Linked DNA regions of Homo sapiens: region 2 is linked to region 1. A link is a contact called in ENCODE Hi-C or POLR2A ChIA-PET data. All regions are on one chromosome and are shown on one strand. Each heading gives the region's core, a stretch centred on a gene start or an enhancer-like site at or near the end of the contact. The rest is flanking DNA. Distances are from core to core; before and after follow the strand shown.

The links. Hi-C counts contacts between places; a loop is a spot of excess contacts on that map. ChIA-PET counts read pairs that join two places held with the same protein, here RNA polymerase II (POLR2A). Pooled maps may share reads with other maps.
Region 2: a loop to region 1 is called in a pooled map, with 4 times the contacts of the local background. The contact joins two enhancer-like sites. A Hi-C loop is called at or near these places in 5 of 50 pooled maps. POLR2A ChIA-PET finds 5 or more read pairs at or near these places in 2 of 52 experiments (PC-9 and activated CD4-positive, alpha-beta T cell).

The regions. Positions count from the first base shown.
Region 1 is chr1:41,622,016-41,624,752 of GRCh38, forward strand. All of the region lies in intron 3 of HIVEP3 (HIVEP zinc finger 3), which reads right to left. All of the region lies in intron 1 of LOC128125817, which reads right to left. Among named protein-coding and RNA genes, the nearest start is that of EDN2, 140 kb to the left of the region's middle. RefSeq lists enhancers at 1,111-1,200, 1,361-1,530. Within about 2 kb of position 1,421, at least 3 of the 41 ENCODE cell types and tissues checked have a DNase peak (open chromatin) inside an H3K27ac peak, as active enhancers do.
Region 2 is chr1:41,890,284-41,893,020 of GRCh38, forward strand. The region is part of intron 1 of HIVEP3 (HIVEP zinc finger 3); the gene reads right to left. Among named protein-coding and RNA genes, the nearest start is that of HIVEP3, 27 kb to the right of the region's middle. RefSeq lists an enhancer at 1,174-1,473. Within about 2 kb of position 1,413, at least 28 of the 41 ENCODE cell types and tissues checked have a DNase peak (open chromatin) inside an H3K27ac peak, as active enhancers do.

The DNA.
Region 1 (2,737 bases), core at 171-2,670:
TTTTGACTGGCTCATATCCTAGCTTTCTAAGCTGACTGTGAGCTCCCTGAGGCCAACCATCCATCTTGCAGATCCTTGGGTTCAATAACAAATGCTTACTGAGCACCTGCAGAAACCTATACAGCAGCACCCTGCTGGGTGTACAGAAGAGGAAGGCCGAATCCCTGCCTAGAGGGGAGCCCCTCTCATGGAGAGACAGATGGAACTTGCATATATGACCAGGGTAGAAATAAAGACAGGGTACCACAGAATCCCAGAGTAAAGGTCCTAATGCCATGGGGAAGGGGCACTCAGGGGGCAGGGAAGGAAAACTCAGAAAGAGGGAGCAGCACACGCAAAGGATTAAAGTGTGACATGTTCTGCACAAGAGCAGGGGTGGGGGAGGAAGAAGGATGGAGATAACGGGAACAGGCTGAACTGGGAATGCTGAGCTAAGGGTCTGGATTCATCCTGTAGGTCAAGGGTTGGCAAATCCAGCCGGCTGCCTGTTTTCGTACATAAAATTTTACTGGAACACAACCACGCCCATTTTTTACATATTATCTGTGGTTGCTTCCAGGCTGCAATGACAAAGTCAAGAGAGACTATATGCCCGGCAAAGCTTCAAATACTATCTGGCCATTCAGAGCAAAAGAATGCTCATTCCTGCCATAGACGCTGGAAGCTATGGGTGGATTTTAAGCAGCAGATAGCAGGGTCAGATTTGTGTTTCACGTTTCTATCACTCTCGGATCATGCTGGGATGTGCTGGAGCAGGCAAGCCAGGGGAAAGGGAAGGTGGCTGGGAGGCTGGTACAGTTTTCCAGGTAGGGGATGGAGATCAACAACAACATTGCTGTTTTTTATTAAGAGATTCATTAAGAGTTGCTATGTGCCCACACTGGGCTGTGCCCTTTACACATATTCATTTAATCTGCAGAGTAACTGCTGGATATAGCTAGAGTTGTTATCTCCATCCTACTGATGAGGCACAGAGAAGTGAAGTCATTTGCCCAAGGTCACGCAGCCAGTATGAGACAGAGCCCGGATGCAAACCCAGTGGTCCAAACCTGAGCTGGGGCCCTCAGTGCCAAGCTCCAGGGCTTCAGTGTCAAGCATGTTTTTGGCAACAGATCCCTTCGAGCCTCCCTGGGAATACACAGAACACAAATCCTCTAAAGGAGAAAATCTACCCCAGCCGAGTCAGGCAGGAAGTGGGAGGCAGCAGTGTGGCTATTTTGGAGAAGCGACACGAGAAACCACGAAACTTCCTACCTGTCCCGTTTTGCTCCCATCTGTCCTCAGAAACAAGGCTGCCCCTCTCCAAGATAAAAAGGTGTTTCTCCCCACACAGTGGCTCTGCCACTGGTGGTGGGAGAGAGAGCACTAAGCTTAGCACACACTTGCTATTTTTAAAGGGCTATATAAACAAACAGGGCTATGTAAATAAGAAAAAAATGAGGTCATCCTTTTAAAACCTAAAAATGTCCCTTTTCTATGGGGTGAGCAGCACAACCTCAGAAAGCACAGGGGTTTTTCTATCCCCTTGAGGCTTCTCTAGCCCATGGCCTCCAAAAACCACCAGGCCTGGCTCTCTTCCTTGCACCCACTGAGTGAAGGGCAGGTGGCCTGGGAGTCAGGACTCCTGGGTTTCATTCCTGGGTCTGTGGGCTTTGCCTCAAATGCCTAAGGCCAATGTGCAATCCCAGCCACCACCATCCAGGGAACCTGACATCCAACCCCACGCCGGTCTCTCACAAACACGGCCCATGCTCCAGGCCCTCCTCCTCCTGTGCCAGCCCTGGTTTGGCAAGCTGATTCTCCTGGCCCCTCGGGTATCCTTTTTCCTCCCCACTGCCTCACACCTTGACCTGTTGAATGGCCACAGAGGCTCTCTGCATGCCGATCAGAGTGACGTGTATGCTCCCCACCCCCACTTCTCTGCACACATGTTTACCTTGCTCCACGCTCTTCTGCACCTTTTCTTCAAAGGCGCGGGCCAGAGGTCATTAAAGCAGCCCCAGGAGCTGAGTTTGCTCATCAACAACTGCTAGGAGACTTCCCAAGCCTCAGCAGAAGCTCACATGGCCTCCCTGGGTTGCGAAGAGTACTATTTCCACTACTGACTGCACTCTCCACAGCATCACCTCAACTTCTCCCCTCCCCATCTCTCCTCCTTCCTCCTCTGCCTCCAACTCTCAGCATCCGTGGCCCCTCCATTATCCTCCAGTACAAAAATGAGAACCACCAATATTTGCTGAAGGGGTAGTCTCCAAATTGTGTTCCATGAAAGTGTTTCAGAGGCTCTCCAAATGTTCCACGAGCATGTTATTCTAAAAGTACAGTTTGACTCCTATTCTAACAGAAAACGAGCACGTACACACATTCAAACATGCTCTATAGCACATGGGAACACACTGAATATAGCCAACAAGTGCTGCCGGTTTAATTTGGTTTGTGCAGACCTCAGATGAAGGTCTGGGTAGATCTTGACCTTCACCGTTGAAATGTATCTTCAGTTAGGAAGAGTGGAGCTCTTCACTGGGTATCTTTGTGTTGTCATTTTTTAAATTCAGGACTCTATATGCGTACACAAAACCATACAAGCAAGTACACTCTGAAGCTTTCAATGACAAGACAATGTATTATGTGGATTATCATGAAAATATCATAAATGATTGTGGGGCTTCCTGTCTGACTTATGTGTGTAATAGGAAGGAATTCAAGCAGTTGTTGGATATTGTCACTGATGCAAACC
Region 2 (2,737 bases), core at 163-2,662, 270 kb after region 1:
ACCTGCCTCCAAGGTACTTACAGCCTAAAGGGAGAAACAGAAAAGTGAACAAGAGCTAGGGTAGAAAAGATGCTCGGGGCACAAATGAGGGACCTGGAATCCAGGAAGGGCCTGATTCCTGGGCCAAGTGACAACTGGGTTGAGTTCTGAAGAGCCACAGTACAGGCACTGTGACAGCCCTTATTTATGTTTTCCAGCTTTTATTGTAGATTCATGTGCAGGTTTGTTACCTGGGATTATTGTGTGATGCTGAGGTTTGGGAGATGAATGATCCATGGCCCTTTTTATATAGTTTGTCATTTAATCCTTGGACCATTTTACAAATGAGGAGCCTGAGGCTCAGAGAAGTTAAGCAGCTTCCCCCGGAAAACCAACTTGGTAAGTGGTGGAGCTGGGATTCAAGCCCACATTTGTCTGATTCCAGAATCTTACTCCAAGTCTGGGCAAGGCGTGGGCTGGCCAGGCAGCTGCCTGAAGGGCAATTGTCTATAACCCTGGGGTCAGGGGGATGAGAAATGTGAGGCCTGTTAACCCAGGTCTCTGGGCAAGCTTCCTTATATAACCTGCACATTGTCAACGCTCCACTCAGGCAGCTCTCCCATTCCTTACTACATAATTATTAGATAATGCATAAGGGAGAGGTTTGAATGACTAGCCTGCCTGGGAGGCTGCCTCTCTACGGTCCTGCTTCCACCACACGGGAGCCCTGAAACGAGCAGGCCAGCTGGAGAGGTGGCCAACACATTCCTCACCCAGAGGCTCCGGGCTCCCCAGATGGCCACTGCCACCTGACCACACAGAGTCACTTTGCCAGAAGGACTGCCCTGCTTTAGGCCTGATCTGATCTTTTTCCAGGAAACTCGTCTGGTGTAAGATTTATGTGTCCAAACTTGCCAGCCTTCCCCTTTCACCCTGGACTAACAGGGACAAGAATTCTAATCAATGTGCAGGAACACAGAAAAAAAACAGGGAAACAGCAGGCAGGCCCAACCCCAAAAGCCCCAAACTTATTTCCCAATTTTGGGTTGCACATGTATTTCTACTCACATAAGACAGTTTGCATCCAACTGGGGGGAATTTTGAGTTTCAATTAAACTTTGCTAAAATACAAAACTCATTTCCCCTTAACTGTGCTTCCTGACAATGAAGTGGTGGTGTCACGGGGCAGAAGGGCTGATGGTGTGGGTTACCACAGCAAGGTCCATGCTGCAAAGACGGGCTGCCCCTCCTGCTCTGGGAGTCAACGCTTCCTGGGTCCACCAGGCCCAGCATTTCCACAGGCTGTCATCGGTGTGTCCCCAGCACAGCACCTAGCTAGATCTCAGCAAATGATTTGAATGTGTGGGGCTCCCTCCAGGTAAGAAAGGAACCCCTGCTCACGGCACTCCCCAGAAGTCCTTGGTAACTCACTTTCTCTTTCTGTTCTGAACATCCATTCGGGCTGGTTTAAAGCACAGCTCGCTCAAGAGGCAGCCCTCCAGAGGAGATCGGGGTTAATTACGTTTACTGACAGCTGTCTTCTTTCTCCTACAGTCACTTCTTCCCATGTCCTGATTTCATTGCTTGTGAAAAGAGATGGCCTTCCAATGGGAAAAGGCAAGGAGTAAAACTCACGAGAGAAAGCGTCCTGGAGATTTTAAGGAGAAAGGCACATCGGTTCTGCCAGCACAAGAGCTGCCTGTTTCCCTATCAGATATCAACACTCATTTAGTGCAAGGGTGAATATCACCTTTCTATTGAAAAGAAATAGAGTACCCTAGGAAAATAGCTTGCATCAAAACAAGAGAAAAGTAGGTTCTGAACCAGAACTAAAATATTTGGACACCGAAGCTGTGACTACTGATGCAAAGCCATTAACCCATAAAAACAAACATTCAAACAAGACACTGCATAGCTCTCTTTAAATGAGTCCAAACACCAGAGCTTTATCTTAAAACAAATAAACAACAACAACAAAAAATTCCTTTCCCCATCCCATCTCCACCCACCCACTAGGAGTAAAACATATTGCTAGCTCTGAGACTTTTCTAAGAACTTGGTCAGAGACACTGAGCGGCTGGTCAATATATTTCTTACAAATGGGGCTTTGAGAGCGGAACTAGCAGCTGGGTGCCAAGAACACAGTGGCTCTGCTCACATCTCACATATGCCCAGACGCTCTGAACCACAGCCTACCACTGCTGCCACAGGTTCAAGTTCTGAAACCCAAAGAGAGCACAGAGAAGGCAGGAAGAGAAGAAAAAAAGACCCAGATGTTGCAAATCAGAATAAGTGCTGAGTGAGGCAGTATCATGACATGGCAACGATAAATGTTGAACGTTGGCTCTCCTCTTGTCAGCTGACCCCTCTGCTCTGGGACCCTTCACACTGTGACTCCAGTTAAATCAACCAGCTGTGCCTCCAAGAAAGGCAGCATGGGTCAGTGTGGCTGCCTGGACTCTGCTGCTGACAGCTGCAGAGAGAAACTCAAACCAGCCACATAGCCTGGCCCACCTTATAGTCTGAACGTGCCCAGCCAAAAAGAAGAAAAGAAAACAGCTCAAAAAACAGCAAAGGCTGGGTACGGTGGCTCATGCCTGTAATCCCAGAACTTTGGGAGGTTGAGGCGAGCAGATTGCTTGAGCTCAGGAGTTCAAGACCAGCCAGGGCAACATGGTGAAACCCTATCTCTAAAAAAAAAAATGCAAAAATTAGCTAGGGGTGGTGGCACACATCTGTAGTCCCAGCTACTCGGGAG